Linked DNA regions of Mus musculus: region 1 is linked to region 2. Evidence: chromatin loops called from intact Hi-C (ENCODE). Cell type or tissue: gastrocnemius. All regions are shown on one strand.

The links. Hi-C counts contacts between places; a loop is a spot of excess contacts. Peaks named below come from ENCODE experiments on the same cell type or tissue, not always from the same donor. Only the 100,000 strongest peaks of a DNase experiment are listed, where the experiment ranks them.
Region 1: a loop joins it to region 2, with 2.6 times the contacts of the local background. A loop is called at or near these places in 3 of 42 quality-filtered maps.

Annotation. Positions count from the first base shown.
Region 1 is chr7:67,485,534-67,489,533 of GRCm38, forward strand. No RefSeq gene overlaps it. Among named protein-coding and RNA genes, the nearest start is that of Gm34079, 33 kb to the right of the region's middle. In gastrocnemius, a CTCF peak has its summit at 1,860; DNase peaks (open chromatin) are centred at 601, 1,103, 2,044, 2,436 and 1 more place; H3K4me3 peaks cover 1,434 bases; H3K27ac peaks cover 2,430 bases.
Region 2 is chr7:67,370,564-67,374,563 of GRCm38, forward strand. Mef2a (myocyte enhancer factor 2A) reads right to left here and starts at 2,295. Exons shown (of 11, transcript NM_001291195.1): 1 at 2,150-2,295. In gastrocnemius, no CTCF peak of the experiment used is centred here; DNase peaks (open chromatin) are centred at 1,863, 2,319 and 2,628; H3K4me3 peaks cover 3,295 bases; H3K27ac peaks cover 3,777 bases.

The DNA of each region.
Region 1 (4,000 bases), 110 kb after region 2:
GTCACTTGGACTCTGTGGGAGAAACCATTGCATCCTGGAAGCTCAGTGTGTTTATTATAATGAGGGAACAGATAGGCAGAGTTATTGCATCCAACTGAATGAACAAGGAGGCAGGGTTTATTGTGTACAGCTGGGCCAAAAAGAAAGCTTTAATCCATCCAGTAGAAGCTGGTTCTGTAAGGGGAGCAGCCTTTAGGCTGTAAATATCAGGGCAGGGAGAATGCTTGGGTGGACATTTTCTGCACTTATCAGCATCCACACATGGACCAGAGGATAGCTTAGAGATCCTTCTGAGCCTCGCTCTGGGGGAGGGGTGGGGGAGGGGTGGGGGAGGGGTGGGGGAGGGGAGGCTTTGCCATTTTCTCATAGGCCTGAGGTTAGTGTCCTTGCCATGACAGTGCCCATGTCAATAGCCCATACCCACTCAGGCACTCACACGCATGGCTTCCTCCACCCTCCACAGGAGCCTGAGTATGAAGAGGAGGGGATGAGAGGAAGGACTCAAACCAGAGAAGCCAAGGACGCAGAGGGGAGAGGTGGCTGTAGGTAACTGTATTCACAACTCGAAACTGATCATCAGCCGAGCTCTACCAGAGAGAAGTCTGGGAACAGAGACCCCAAACAGCCCGTGAGGGCAGGGGTGGGAGTCCCCAGTGGCTGCATGCAGGAGGGGGATCTGTGGAGTTCTGCATGGCTGCTGATCCAGGGCACCAGTGCCATGGAGCCCACCCTGGAAAGGAAAAAGTCCGTGGAGACCTGGGAGGAATGCATTGTCATCAGCAGACCGATGTGCCACGCTCGTTACTGAATCATTGGGGTGACTCCAAGTTTTAAAATACAATTTCTAGGTGCATGCCATCTTCTACGTGGGGAGCAGCAGGTGCTACAACTGGAGAGTCTCCTACACCATCTCCTCTGACTACCCCATTTTGGATGTACTCAGGGATCTTCTTTCCAGGGCAAACCAGTCAGAGTACCCTCCCCCCCACTTAGACTACACTCGTAAGCCTCCATGTTGTTCTCTACCCTCAGCCCAGCCAGTCTGCTGCAGGATGGGACTCTATGCAACCTGTGCACTGTTCTCACCTCATCCGGCCACCTGAGATGTCCCCCTTGGAACAGCCCCAGGGATGCCTCTTGGTGCCTCTGCTATGTTCCTGGGCCTTCTGGCTTCACCTTCTGCTGAGGGCTCTCGCTTGAGAGAGCCCCTGGACTGCTTCAGCTGTGCTCACACCTTGGTTCACCGGTGTCTGCATTGATGGCTCGGGAGAGTTCTTGCCTCACCCGTTTCCAAATCACAGCAAAAAGGTTGAAAAGGAGGAGGCATGGAGGAGGAAGAGAAGGGGGAAGAAGAAGAGGAGGAAGGGGAGGAGGAGGGATGGAGGAGGAAGAGGGAGGAGAAAGAGGGGGGAGGAGGGATAGAGGAGGAAGGGGAGGGGGAGGAGGAGGAGGAAGCAGAGGCAGAGGAGGTAGCAGCTGTGCTGTGGGATAATGAAAAAGATGATTTCAAAACAGCTGGGTGATAATCACACCTCTGCTGCCATCCCAAGAGCCCCCATAGCCCATTTCCTCATGTGGAAATGGGGCTGGCTCCTGCACATCTGGAAGTGATTGAGAATCCAGTGACTACATCTCTGACTGCAGGTGCTTTTCCCGTGCTGGTGCTGGGACCAAAGGTTGCGCTCAGGCATCCGCTCTATTTCTGTGCTCTGTATCTCTGAGTATACAGTTACTGCTTAATCAATGCTGATGACCACGAGGCAAGGCTGTGGCCTGGCAAGGGCAGGCCAGCAGATTCTGCTGAGCCACACAAAGGCTGCACCAATGCAAAGGTGGAAGACCACAGAGAAGAGCAGAGGAGCAGCGTCCCCTGAGGACACTCACAGGGGAGTGGAGACTAGGAAGGGACCAGCAGAACCTACAAACAGCGCCATAGCCTTCTGCCAGCCACAGATGTAGCTGGACGGCGTGCTTGACCTGAAATGCCCAGCAGACAGCCTGGATCAGAAATTGGGCTGTAACCCAAGCCAATGCACGTACGGAGCCAGAGCTGTCGGCCAGCTCCCTGAGCCTGGTGGGGTTCTGTGGTGGGGCCTGCACATGTACAGGAGACAGGGCACGGTTGAGGAGCAGGCAGACGCCCGCATGCCCCAGCCTATCCTGGTATGTGAAGATGAAGACCTGGAAAGTGGTTCTGAGCATCTGCCCCCCACCCCCACCCCCGCACCCCGCTTCCACAACCCAGTCAGGATGATCTGAGAGGGCAGCCTTAAGGCTTACAGCATTCACCCCAGACCTGGCAACTTCCTTCCCAGCCCCAGGGTGGGATCAGTTGCATGGTCCCTGCCCAAGAAGAGTGACCACCATCTCTTCTAAATTGGCTAAGGCAGACTCAGGCTGGAGCCCAGATCCTCATGCCAAGTTGGCATTTGGCCCGAGCTACAAAACCCAAGCTCACTGCTGGCAGGAGGGCAGGGCTGAAGCATTCTGGGCACAGATGGGCCAGGAGAGCTTCTGCCCTTCACACCACCCCTGCCATCCACCCAAGGCCCCGTGGAGAGTATCCGATACTCGGGAGGGTCTCTGCTTTCTATCAGATGCTTGAGGCTCGAGCAAAGTGATCCTGAAACAATGTCAGATCTGAGGACAGCCCCTCCCGCTCTCCCAGTGAATCTTGCCAAGCCTGATCACAACACAGCAGACATCGAGAGGGAAAGGTCAGGCGGCCGGACCTCCTGAAGCTGGGAGCAGGTGGCCTCTGGAGCCAGAGGGCCAAGTGGCTCAGCTCACAGGAACAGGTAGGTAGCAGTGACTCTGAGGATCGTAGGTCCTGGCTGCTGGCCCTGAGCAGACAAGTGTGGTCCCCCACTGTTGTGGCTGGGACACTTCAGGTCAGTGCCTTGGCCTATATCCTCGCAGGCCTGATTTGTGTGTCAGTGCAAACGGAGACAGCTATTTTCCATTAGACGCCGTGATTGGGTTTCTCTTATCCAGCTTTGTCCACTCTTCTGTCACATCAAGGACCCACATTTCCTACAGTGGTCACCCCATGCTCTGGTTTGAATCTCAAAGGCCCACGTGTTAAAGGTTTGGTCCCCAGTGTGGCACTTTGGGGAGGCTATGATACTTTCAGGAAGAGGGGAGCCCACCGAAGGCTCTTGGCCCTTACATGGGACCACCACTTAGGAAACCAACATTTACAAACCCCCTACTGTGTGCCAGTAAGCGCCATGTTATCACTTCCTCCACACATTGTCCCTCTAGGTAAGCTCTGCTAACATTAGCCCCATTTCACAGATAAGGAAATCTGAGTCTCTCATGACTGAGCAGAGGTGGCTAGGAATCCCTTGTCTGCCTAGCTCTCCCTACATGCTCTCTCCTGTGCAGACACAGTCCTGACCTCCTAGGAAGTAGTGGTCCCAGAGCCCACCACCTATGAGAATGGATGTCTGTTTCCAGTGGGAATATCAGAGGCCTGGGACCAGGCCAAAGTGGGGGCTCAGCAGCTTGAGCCCACTGTGCCCAGTGAGAATACCTCATGTACAGACTCTTTAGGGACCCCCCTCACTTTCATGACCCTGGAGGAACCAAGCCAAGACTCTTCCAGTTCGTTTTCTGTCACCGTAACAGCACATCTGAGATTTAACTTAGAAATGGCTCATTTGGACCAGTTATAAAGGTCTCAATCCACAGCAGTGGGGCCCACTGTTTTGGGCCTTGAGTGAGATCACATGCTATAGAGAAAATGGATCTGGAGCAGACTGTTTTCTTTATACCAGGAAGCTGAGCAGGAGGGGGTGGGAGGGGCTGCGGTTCCACAACCCCATCCAAGACACGCCCCCATGCATCTAAGAACCTCTGGTGGGCTCCCATCTTCCTGAAGGTATCACAGACTCCCCAAAGTGCTACACTGAGGACCAAACCTTTTTAACATGTGGGCCTTTGAGATTCAAACCAGAGCATGGGGTGACCACTGTAGGAAATGAAGGTCTTTGAGGTG
Region 2 (4,000 bases):
CTAGCAAACTTCACCTTCACTATAAAGCTGGAAAAAAAAAAAAAAAACAATCAGCATTTGAAACAACCCAACATTTAAAAAACTTTATTTCCAATTACATTTACCAAAACCAAAATAAAAACTAAAACAAAAAGCCCTTTGTTATTTACCTGTTGTGAAAACATAAAAACTATATAGAGAATTAAATTATTCTCAAGGCATAATTCAACATGCTGACATTACAATCATTTTTAAGCCTCAGAAAGCTATCCCTTTCTCTGATCACTAGCTCTTCAATTTAAAATCTTATAGGATGAGTTAAGTGCAATTTTACCTTCATGAAAGACTATGATCTTATGTGTAGCAACAGTATGAACTGAAGGAAATGGGTAAGTACAGTTGAATTTAGAGATCACCATTCTTCACAAACACTGTTTTAATACATGAATATCTCAGGAAACCTTCTTACAACAAGAATTATTAATATATAGTCTGTAAGCAAGCAAATAGCCTGTTTAAGCTTTTCAAAGTGTTTTCACGATTTTAACATTATCCTCTCAACTTTTGTAACAAGAATTAAAGTAAAAGTAATTCCAACTCAATTAATGGACAACAAATACTAATTGTATTGTCTTATACAACATACAGATATGTCTCAGTAAACATTCCATTTGTATAATATTACATTTACTATAATTTAAATCATCTTTAAGGGAACATGTCTCCCTAAAAGTTGCCGTTTACAAGACAAAATAGAGATCTCCAAAAATACACAAAAACAAAACTAAAGTGTATATACAAATGTCATAAAAGCATTGTTACTTCATCCTCATTTCCTAAATTCACAGGAAAAGAAATGTCATTTTAGTGTGTTTTAAAACACACACACACACACACACTACTTTGTTTACCTTTTCCTCAGACTGTCCAAGTACTGCCAAGGTAACATAGATTTTAAAACTGACAACTAGACTACTTAGCAGTTGCCAAAACAACGCAGCTGGATTCTTAAAGGGAAAGTACTCTTGTGTAATATACACCTAATTACTGCTTTACAGAACCTCACTGTCATACAGTAATGGATGTTTCAAGAAAGACATAAGAGAAACACGATGCGCTGCGCTACAAACTTGAAAACTGTTATACAATATTAGTTTTAAAATAGTTGTCAACACATCGCAGCAGGTCTTTCTAATTTCAATTTCTGGAATCCCAATTTCACAGTAAACATACAGGTTAGCGCGACGGTGTAGTCAGTCTACACTCCGTTGCCTTCTGGATCATGATGACAGGGGCTTCAGAGCTCAGGGACCTATTTAAGGTCCGAGTGAGCAAGAATTTGATAGTTACACTTTTCCAGGGGGAGGGGGGAAATGCTAATTCAGAAAACGCTCACCTTTCCCAAACTTGTCTGCAATATCACTGATCTTTAATCCTCAACCGCCCAAAAACAGATGACATCGAACCCAAAGGCAAAGTTTCCATCTCACCCTGAGACCTAAGGCGGGATCTACCCGATTGCAAGGAGCGGGTCCCTTCTGCAGCCCCGACTCCCAAGACCTTTTCCCCGCACCCGCAGGTGCTCGAACCCGGCCACCGCCCGGGCCAGGTCCAGACACACAACCTAACGCCGATATCCCCACGGGAGAGTTCGACCCCCTACCTCCCGCCCCAGTGAACCAACCTTCCCCCCGAAGCAGAAGTGGGGGAACTTTAAGTGCGACCACAGGGCCGGACGCCCCCCGCACTGGCGGTTTACGGAGCGGGGAGACCCCGAGATCCGCGACGCTGGAGGAATGGACCGAGTGGCTCCGCGGCCCCCTGGGAACTCCGTCAACTTTCAGGGAGGAGCGGGGCGGCGCGGCTGGGGGCCCCAGAGGTGGCGCGCACAGGGAGGCGGCTCGCGACAGTCCCCCCCGCGGGCCCCCGCCGCCGCGCCCGCAGCCCCCCGGGCTCGCCCCAGGGCACCCCGCCCCCACCGCACGGGGCCGCGCCCCTCCGCTCTCCCGAGGGCCCGGCCGCCCCACGCCCAGCCTCGCCCCGGCGCCCGGAGCCGCGCGGGCACCCCTCCTCGGCCTCGCAGCCCCTCCGTGGTAGTGCCCCCCACTCCCAGCGCGGCCCGACCCCCTTCCCAGCCGCCGCCACATCCCCGCCGCCCGCGGCCCCTCACCGAGTCTCCGCTACTGCCGGCGGGCGCGCACACGCCGCAGCCCCGGCCCGGCCCGCCACAGCACTCCGCGCCGCCCGGAGCCGCCTCCTTCAGCCCGGGACTCGCCGGGACATCCGCGCACGGATCCCCACACCGGGGCTATTTTTAGGAGTCAGGCCTCGGCCAGGCCGGAACTCGTTCTTCGCGGCGCGCGTGCGCACTGCGAGGACGTCTTGGTGTCCCTCCGCGGGCCTCGCCTCTCCCTTCCTCTCGGCTTCCTCTCTTTCTTCTCTCCCGGGCTCTCCTTTTAGGGTATATTTCTGCTCTCGGTGGGTCCTGAAGGGTTTGTCATGGACAAGACGAGGGACTAGTCAGAGAGAGCCGCGCCTTCTCAACAGCTAGCGCTGTGGCACAAGGACAAGAGGGGCGGACTATGTTTTTCCGGGTGGGTGAGGCGACAGATCACCCGGCACAGGAAGGAGATGACGGCTGCTTGGCGCCGGGGCTGCAGCCTGGAGCGCGCTTCCCTCTTTGAAGGACCGTGTTCTCCTGGAAGGGATACTGGTCACTTGATGAGGGCCTGGGCGTGGCGGGCCGGTGGCGTCGCGCCCCCGCCGCCTCCTGGTCCAGCCCGGGCCCACGGCTCCGGTGACGCGGCGCGTGACTAGTCCCCGCGCTTGGTCCGTGACCACAGCCGAGAGGCCCGACCCGGCGGGACGGCCCAGACGCCCTGTGCGGTGCTCGGGACCGAGGCCAGCTCCCCGCCCTCGTGTGCGCCGGGCCTGCCCAAACCTCGGCTCGCCACGCCCTCACTGTGGTCGGGGCCACACCTGTGTCCAGGCCTGGACAGCTGCTGGGTCACCCCCGCCGGGCCAGCAGTTGGATGCTGTCCCTGGCCACCCAATCCCAGCAGGGGCTTGGAAAGCAGAAACACCTTGAGAATGAGGCAACCTGCCTATTTGGGCTACTAATACTAGCTAGTATGGATTAGTGGTAAACTGTATCTCACTTAGTACTCACATCGCAGTGAAGTTCACCTCATTTTCTGTTCCCATTCGGCAGATAAGAAAGGAAAACTGAGAACCACTCTGACCACGCAGGGTCACACAGCGTCAGAGAAGGGCCATAAGGATCTGAATTCCTAACTACTCGACGAACTGATTTTTCTGAGGGGAAAAGATGTCTTTGAGACAGCACTTGTATTTTGTTAACTTACTGATTTTGTCCAGAGAAGGCTTATGGGGGTGACTCTCTGCTGGTCCTCACCCCCAAAAGTTGCTACCGCTGTAGAGGTAATAAGAATGTGATGGCTGGTATCCGAACCCAGAGCTGCCCATGCAATGGGCACAAACCCTCATTCGAAAATGAGAGGCTCAATTCTGTGGTTAGGGCTTTAAAACAAGTCTTTGGGGGTGGGTGAGCAGATGTGCGGAGGAACTGGGAAGTTACAAAGGAAGCTGGAGGCTCTCTGGCTTCCTCCCTCAAGGACAACAAGGCAATGTGCTGGAGAGAGGCTGACACAAAGGCAGTACAGAGATACGAGATTACCAGACACTGGAAAATAAGCCCAGGGCTTCTACTCAGGGCCTCGCTTCAGTGTTCAGGGGAGTTTGGTGGAGGGGGGTGGCAGGGAGCTGTTATCTTCCCCTCTAGCCTGTCAGGCCCTTTGAGAGGAAAAGGCCTGTGCCCAGGCTGCAGGGAGGATTTTAAAACACACTAATTCTGGTGTAAAGCAGCAAGGTATGAGGAAAGGCACGAGTGTTATCCCACCAGAAGCCGCAGCAGCTGTATTCAACTGTTCTACTCCAAGAGAATGGCTGTTCTGGTGATTTCCACTAAAACTAAAGGTAAAGGAGAGTGAAGACTAGGCCC